3 separate regions of the Homo sapiens genome follow, and regions 1 and 2 are each linked to region 3. The links are chromatin loops, found by intact Hi-C in ENCODE. Cell type or tissue: heart right ventricle. All regions are shown on one strand. Region 1 overlaps MCF2L (MCF.2 cell line derived transforming sequence like). Region 2 has its middle 13 kb from the start of MIR8075. Region 3 has its middle 30 kb from the start of GRTP1.

Region 1 (2,500 bases), 360 kb before region 3:
GGCCGGAGCGCAGGCCCAGTCCCCGCTGTGGACACGCGGGCCCCAGGTTGCTCAGAGGCAGCTCCATGGATCCCCACTGTTCACCTGTGTATGGAAACTCAGGTTTTCTGGTCACACTTAGATAATAAAAAGTGGAAGAGGCCTTTCTATCACCAAACGCTCTAAATCAGATCCTGGAAATGCCAGCTTCATTCAGCCATGAGCAGTGCTGCTGACCGTGGAGCTGTTTCCCCCACCAGACTCAGTGTGGGTGTCTGAGTGTGTGGTGTGAGTGTGTGTAATGTGAGCCTGTGGTGTGTGTGGGGTGAGTGTGTGGTGTGTGTGGCGTGTGCGGGGTGTGTGTGGGGTATGTGTGGTGTGTGTGTAATGTGAGCATGTGGCATGTGTGGGGTAAGTGGTGTGTGTGGTATGTGTGGACTATGTGAGGCATGTGTGGGGTGAGTGTGGGGTGTGGTGTGTGGGGGGTGTGTGTGAGCGTGAGTGTATGCGTGCATTCTACCCACGTTTCCTTTCTTCCCAGGTAGGTCTCATCAGTGTCAGACCCAATGCTCCCTTTCTATCTGGAAATAAAACTCTTTGATAACAAAACCCAACCTGTGTGAATTTGGGAGGACGCCCATGTGCCCTGATCAGAAGGACCCACAGAAGGGAAGCTGCGGGCCTGTAAGAGCCACCTGTCCCCTGGCTGTCCCGGCATCCTAGGGCGCAGCAGCCGCGGCAGCTCCCCTGGATTTCTGTGAGCACGGGGCTGCAGGCGTGCTGTGGGGACCCCGTGCCTCCAGGGTGTTGCCATTGAGCATGTCCTTCCAGAGAGAGTGAACAATTCTTGACACATTTCTAAGGGAAATCTTCTTCCTAAGGGCATCTACGGGATGCCTTCTTGAGAAGTGCAGAGTGTGTTAAAAATGTGGGGGTCAATCATGGCCTCTGCAGATAAAACCAGGGTCCCTGCAAGCCTTGCAGGTGCAGCTTGGCAGAGGGGACCGTCCCAGAGGAAGTCTCTGCATCCCTGGCGAGCAAAATTGCCAGGCTAGTGACAAGGAGGAGACCTGCCCACTGCGCCCTGAGGGTGCTGTGTCCCCGGGAAGTACCCTCTGCGGGGGACCCTCTTCCCAAGGTGGGGGCGGGGCTGCCCTCTGCTGGAGACGCGGAGCATTGCGGCTCGGTCCCGGGACATCCCTGGGAGACCAAGAGAGGGAGGGGAGCTTGGACCTTTTCTTCCAGGAGATGGTGGACGAGACCCTGGCACAGGCGGTTCCCCAGCACGCAGTTTCCAGACAGCTGCACAGCCAGCACATTCTTTAAGTGGGAAAAAAGTGAAATTGACCAGGCCTGTTCTTTCACATGTCAATGCAAATTAAATGGACAAATCTCTCGTGAAGGCTGCTTTTAAGGGGTTTCAACTGTTACATTCTAAACCAAGCATCACTTTTATCAATTTAGAAAGAATGTTGTATTCTAATTTTAACTTTCCTTCTGTTTTCATATGCAAATGCCAGGTGTCCCAATTTAAGCACTACATCTGACTATACTCATCATTTTTGGAATATTAGACTGAAATAGGTTTGCCCCAAATGGTTTGGGGCACCTGTTAATATAAACCAAGTTTTTGGTCCTTGGAAAGACGACTCATCAGGGCGAAGGGGGTGAGCTCGTGCTTTGCTGACTCAGGTGTCTGCCGACGCCCGGTGTGGACTCTCAGGTGTCCGCTGACGCAGGTGTGGACCCTCGGGTGTCCACTGATGCAGGTGTGGGCCCTCGGGTGTCCGCCGACGCCCGGTGTGGACCCTCAGGTGTCTGCCGACGCCCGGTGTGGACTCTCAGGTGTCCGCTGACGCAGGTGTGGGCCCTCGGGTGTCCGCCGACGCAGATGTGGGCCCTCGGGTGTCCGCCGACGCCCGGTGTGGACTCTCAGGTGTCCGCTGACGCAGGTGTGGGCCCTCGGGTGTCCGCCGACGCCCGGTGTGGACTCTCAGGTGTCCGCTGATGCAGGTGTGGGCCCTCGGGTGTCCACCGACGCAGATGTGGGCCCTCGGGTGTCCGCCGACGCAGGTGTGGACTCTCAGGTGTCCGCTGATGCAGGTGTGGGCCCTCGGGTGTCTGCCGACACAGGTGTGGGCCCTCGTTCGTCAGAGGGCAGGTTCGGATCTCTGAAAACCCTATAGCCCTTCCTACTCCTAATGGAGCTCCATTTAACCAACATCGGCCAGGCCTTGATAGGAGCCAAGGTCTCAGAGAGGCGATAGAGACCAGCGACAAGCAGATTCCAGACCCTGTATGGCCCCCTTAGAACCACATGGCCGGGGAGGAGATGCACAGGTAGACGGTCAGACCTGTGTGTCCAGGCACTGCTTGCTGAGAAGTCTCAGTGGTCAGCACACACTGGGAACACAACAGCAAATAAACAGAGAAAATTGTGGCGCTGAGACAATATGTCAGCTATGGAGGGCGTACAGGGCAGCAGGGCTGTGGGAAAACAATGTGAGAAAGAAAGAGAGAC
Region 2 (2,500 bases), 120 kb before region 3:
GTCACAGTCACGCACAAGCACAGTGCCTCTTCATCAGGAAAACCCAGTTCCATACAAATCTAAGTGGCTTATCTTCAGAAACATTAGTGAAGAGCTGAAGCAAACACTGTCAGCTGGGAAGTCTGTATTCAGTGAACATACATTTCTGAATGGAGGCAAAGTATGCCTTTTCAGACAGAGACCTCTAGTAGGAGAAGTGCAGGAGGAAGGAGCTTCAGCTGCTGGAAAGCAAAGCCAGATAGAAGCCAGGGTCTGCCGAAGGCCTGGGGAGCGCCCGCACTTGCAAGCATTTGGGTAGACACTCACACAAATTAGCTACACAATCATTATTTTCTTTAAAAACAACTGTTGAAAGCAAAAATAATATATGTTGGCATTAATACCATATGTAGAAGTAAAACGAATGACACGACACAAAGAATGGGGAAAGAAATGGTCTGGTGAGTGTGATGAGCTAGAGATGCGTGTGACAGCCCTGGGGGAAAGGGGAGATGGTCTAGTGAGTGTGATGAGCCAGAGATGTGTGTGACAGCCCTGGGGGAAAGGGGAGATGGTCTAGTGAGTGTGATGAGCCAGAGATGTGTGTGGTAACCCTGGGGCAGCCACTAACAATACCAGAGAGAGAGGCAAAGAGAGAAAGAACAAGCCAACAGAGGAGACAAAGTATAATTTGAAAGAACACTCAATCCAAAGTGTTGACAAAGAGTCAAACTGTGAAATATTTGAAGAGATTTATTCTGAGCCAAGTATGAGTGACCAATGGCTCATGACGCAGCCTCAGGAGGTCCTGAGAACATGTGCCCAGGGTGGTCAGGACACAGACTAATTTATTTTTAGGGAGACATGAGACATCAATCAAATACATGTAAGATGTACGTTAGTTTGGTCTGGAACAGGGGCTGTGGGAGGCTTCCAGGTTATAGGTAGATCTAAAATGTTTCTGATTGGCAATTGGTTGAAAGAGTTATTATCTAAAGACCTGGAATCAACAGAAAGGAATGTCTGGGTTATAATAAGGGGCTGTGGAGACCAAACTTTCACCATGCAGATGCAGCCTCCAGGTGGCAGGCTTCAGAGGGAACAGATTCTCATGAGGCTTAAAGAGTCTGTTCTATCAATAATTCCAAAAGGCGGTATCATGAGTCATGTCTGACCCCTGCCCCCATCATGGCCGGAGCCAGCCCTTCAGGTTAGCCTTGGAAATGCCCTCCCTGATACAGCGGTCCATTCAGATGGTCTGAGGGGGCTTTGAATTTTATGTTTGTTTTACAAAAGGCAGACAGGAAATTCTTTTTTTTTTTTTTTTTCAGATGGAGTCTTGCTCTGCCACCAGTCTGGAGTGCAGTCATGTGATCTTGGCTCACTGCAGCCTCTGTCTCCTGGGTTCAAGCAATTCTCCTGCCTCAGCATCCCGAGTAGCTGGGCTACAGGTACCCGCCATCATGCCCAGCTAATTTTTATATTTTTAGTAGAGACAGCGTTTCAACATGTTGGCCAGGCTTGTCTCGAACTCTTGACCTCGTGATCTGCCTGCCTCTGCCTCCCAAATTGCTGGGATTACAGGCGTGAGCCACCGCGCCTGGCCTGGAAATTCACTTTTAAAAGGGAATAAAGAACGGATAGGACAAATGGAAATGGAAAGAGGGTGGACTTGAACCTGACCATCTCATTAATTTATTGGTAACAATGACATAAACAACACTCCAGTTAAATGCCAAAGATTTTCAAGCTGTATAGAAAATTAAGACCAAAGTATATGCTGTCTACTACAAAGGCACTGTTATTTCAAGAGAGAGGATCTCACTGTGTCACCCAGGCTGGAGTGCAGTGGCACAATCACGGCTCACTGCAGCTTCAATCTGCCAGGCTCCAGCAATCCTCCCACCTCAGCCTTCTGAGTAGCAAGTGTGCGCCACCACAACTGGCCAATTGTTTATATTTTGTAGAGATGACATCTCACTGTGTTGCCCAGCCTGGTCTCAAATTCCTGGGCTCAAGTGGATCCTCTGCCTCAGCCTCCAGAACTGCTGGGACGACAGGCGTGCGTCACCATGCCCAGCCCAGAGAGTCATTTTAATAAAGACACAGATGAGTTAAAGGATGAAGAAAGACCACGAGACGCACGCAGCTGGCATTGTCTTCTCTGTACAACTGTTACAGCAGTTTCCAGAGCCTACTCTCTCCTGGGCACAAGGGCATTTCTTAAGGAAAGACTCCTTGCACCAGCTGCAGAAGGGGCAACAGGTCCCAAACAAGCAGATCACTGTGGGCGTGTTGGAGAAGCTGGTGAGGCGCGTGCTCTCTGCCTCTGGGAAGGTCTCTGATGAGCTTGCTCTTGTGCGTGCTACGGAAGATCAGTGTAAAGGTGGCATGGTGGATCTGCAGATGGCAGCTTATTTCTTCAGACACCTAAAATTATGGCAGATAAAGATGACTCTGTGACCACTGGGCTCGCACCTGTAATCCCAGCACTTTGGGAGGCCAAAATGGGAGGATCACA
Region 3 (2,500 bases):
CTCAAAAAAAAAAAAAAGTATCCCTGGCACCTTCTCACAGACAGAACAGGGAAAAGGAGGGGCGGTTTACATCCCTGTGGAGCACAGCAAACCCACACAATGAGCCTTTCAGGTGTGGGGGGCAGGAGCAGGGCGGGGGCTGTCTCCCAGGGACCATCAGTCGGTTGGCTCAGGGGCTCAGGAGCCCAGGCCCGATGCCAGGAAGCTTCTCACCCCTAAGGAGAGGACACGCAGTCAGTCCGACTGGCAAAGTGGCCGGATCAGCGCCTGGCTGTGCCACCCCACATGGAGTGCCACACGCGGTCACAACAGCCCCATGACGTAGGTCCCAGTATTACTATTTTAGGGAAGACTGTGGTACACGCACCCGGACACACAGTTGCACATATGGCCACACAGGCCTCCACCTCTACTACCCAGACAAGTGCCCCAGTGCGCATCACACATGCACATGGGTGTGTACACAGCCTGCCCAGACACAGCCCTCCACAACACAGGGACCCACCCATGCACACACGCGTGTGCACACACACCAAGCAGACACGGCCCCTACACAACACAGGGACCCACCCATGCACACACGCGTGTGCACACACACCAAGCAGACACAGCCCTCCACAACACAGGGACCCACACATGTACACACTAAGGAAATGTGGAAACACTACGTGACCTCCGGTGGCAAGGCCATGGCTGGAAGCCCTGCAGCCTCTCCGGCTTCCAGGTCCTGATGCCAAGGCTGCCCCTCCCAGAATCCACGAGGAGGTCACCGTCCCCGCTCCGCACCAGGGAGGGGCTCCAGAAGCCCGGAGGCCAGCGCCGAGGTCCCCGCACGTACGCCTGTGTCCCCGGCTCTGGGGAAGGCAACCGTCCCTTAGGGGGCCGGGAACCTGCGCGCCGCCCCGACTCCCGCCCACCCCGGCGGCTCCCGGCGGCTCCCGGCGGCGTCCGGATGTGGCAGCAGCTCGCGGGCCGGGGCTTCCTCTTGCAGCAGCCGCCGCCCGGGAGGCCGGCAGCGCCCCCTGGCGGACTCAGGCAGGAGGCGTCCGGCGAGGCGGGCGCGGGGTAGGCGGGCGCGGGACGGTGCAGCCCGAGGCCTGTCCCTGCAGGTGCAGGAGGGACCCGTCGCTCCCCTGCGCACCGAGGGGGCGACAACCCCTCCCAGAGACCTGCTGCCCGCGGAGCCTCCCCCAGTGACTCGTGCGGTCCCCAAAGGAGAGGCGGGAAGCCGAGTCCTGGAGAAGCCTGGAGACAATGGGCAACAGGGGCATTGGGCCTCCGTCCAGCCCCCGCCAGCGCCCCAGGGTCACACATAGGCCTTTATTTTCTGATCCTGAAAGTGATGCAAGTGCATTTAAATTAACGCAGAAAGCAGTGACAGATAACGACGGGAAAACACACCTACACATCGGGTGTTCGTGGATAACCACTGCTCACCTTTTTTCGCGTTTCTCTTTCTTTGCCCCCTTCACACGTATTTACATATTTGAATCTACTATTTTATACTGGATTTTTTTTTTCTTTTTGAGGTGTAGCTTCACTCTTGTTGCCCAGGCTGGAGTGCAATGGCGCCATCTCGGCTCACTGTAACCTCTGCCTCCTGGGTTCAAGCGATTCTCCTGCCTCAGCCTCCTGAGTAGCTGGGATTACAGGCGTCCGCCGCCACCATGTCCAGCTAATTTCTGTATTTTTAGTAGAGATGGGGTTTCCCCATGTTGGCCGGGCTGATCTCGAACTCCTGACCTCAGGTGATCCACCCTCCTTGGCCTCCCAAAGTGCTGGGATTACAGGCATGAGCCACTGCGCCCGGCCTTATATTGGATTTTAAACATTAAATGGTACAATATTTTCCATTTCACAAAGTTCTTCCTCAGCTAATTTTAAATGACTGCTATTTCACTGAATAAGACACCACACTTTATTTAACTAATCTCTTTTTTTTTTTTGAGAGGGAGTCTTGCAATGTTGCCCAGGCTGGAGTGCAATGGTGTGATCTCGTCTCACCGCAACCTCCGCCTCCTGGGTTCAAGCGATTCTCCTGCCTCAGCCTCCCTAGTAGCTGGGATTACAGGTGCCCGCCACCACGCCCAGCTAATTTTTTGTATTTTTAGTAGACACGGGGTTTCACTGTGTTGGCCAGGCTGGTCTTGAACTCCTGACTTCGTGATCCGCCCGCCTCGGCCTCCCAAAGTGCTGGGATTACAGGCGTGAGCCACCGCGCCTGGCCAACTAATCTCTTAATTGGTGGACATTTGTGTCACTTATGGCTGTATCTTGAGTAGTACCACGCTGGACAGATTGCTTTTCCTAAATACAGTTTCTCAAAGCTGGAATTGCTGGGCTGAGGAGCCACCCCTTCTAAAGGTTCTTGACATTATTGCCAAATTGCTTTATAAAAAGGAAGGGCCAATGTTTGGTCCCATCAGGAATGACTGTCTCCGTACATCCTCAGAGGTAGTGAGTGTTACCGATTCCTTTTAAAAATTGGGGGTTTTGGTTC

What was found. Peaks named below come from ENCODE experiments on the same cell type or tissue, not always from the same donor. Only the 100,000 strongest peaks of a DNase experiment are listed, where the experiment ranks them.
Region 1: a loop joins it to region 3, with 4 times the contacts of the local background. A loop is called at or near these places in 32 of 110 quality-filtered maps.
Region 2: a loop joins it to region 3, with 5 times the contacts of the local background. A loop is called at or near these places in 68 of 110 quality-filtered maps.

What each region holds. Positions count from the first base shown.
Region 1 is chr13:113,028,533-113,031,032 of GRCh38, forward strand. The region is part of intron 3 of MCF2L (MCF.2 cell line derived transforming sequence like); the gene reads left to right. Among named protein-coding and RNA genes, the nearest start is that of MCF2L, 61 kb to the left of the region's middle. RefSeq lists an enhancer at 1,362-1,886. In heart right ventricle, a CTCF peak has its summit at 1,143 (motif pointing left); a DNase peak (open chromatin) is centred at 1,122.
Region 2 is chr13:113,274,424-113,276,923 of GRCh38, forward strand. It overlaps the pseudogene LDHBP1. Among named protein-coding and RNA genes, the nearest start is that of MIR8075, 13 kb to the left of the region's middle. RefSeq lists enhancers at 1-58, 1,011-1,305. In heart right ventricle, a CTCF peak has its summit at 1,048 (motif pointing right); a DNase peak (open chromatin) is centred at 1,066.
Region 3 is chr13:113,393,126-113,395,625 of GRCh38, forward strand. No RefSeq gene overlaps it. Among named protein-coding and RNA genes, the nearest start is that of GRTP1, 30 kb to the left of the region's middle. RefSeq lists an enhancer at 338-879 and silencers at 797-1,146, 1,157-1,266. In heart right ventricle, CTCF peaks have their summits at 1,028 (motif pointing left) and 1,234; a DNase peak (open chromatin) is centred at 986; H3K4me3 peaks cover 1,370 bases; H3K27ac peaks cover 856 bases.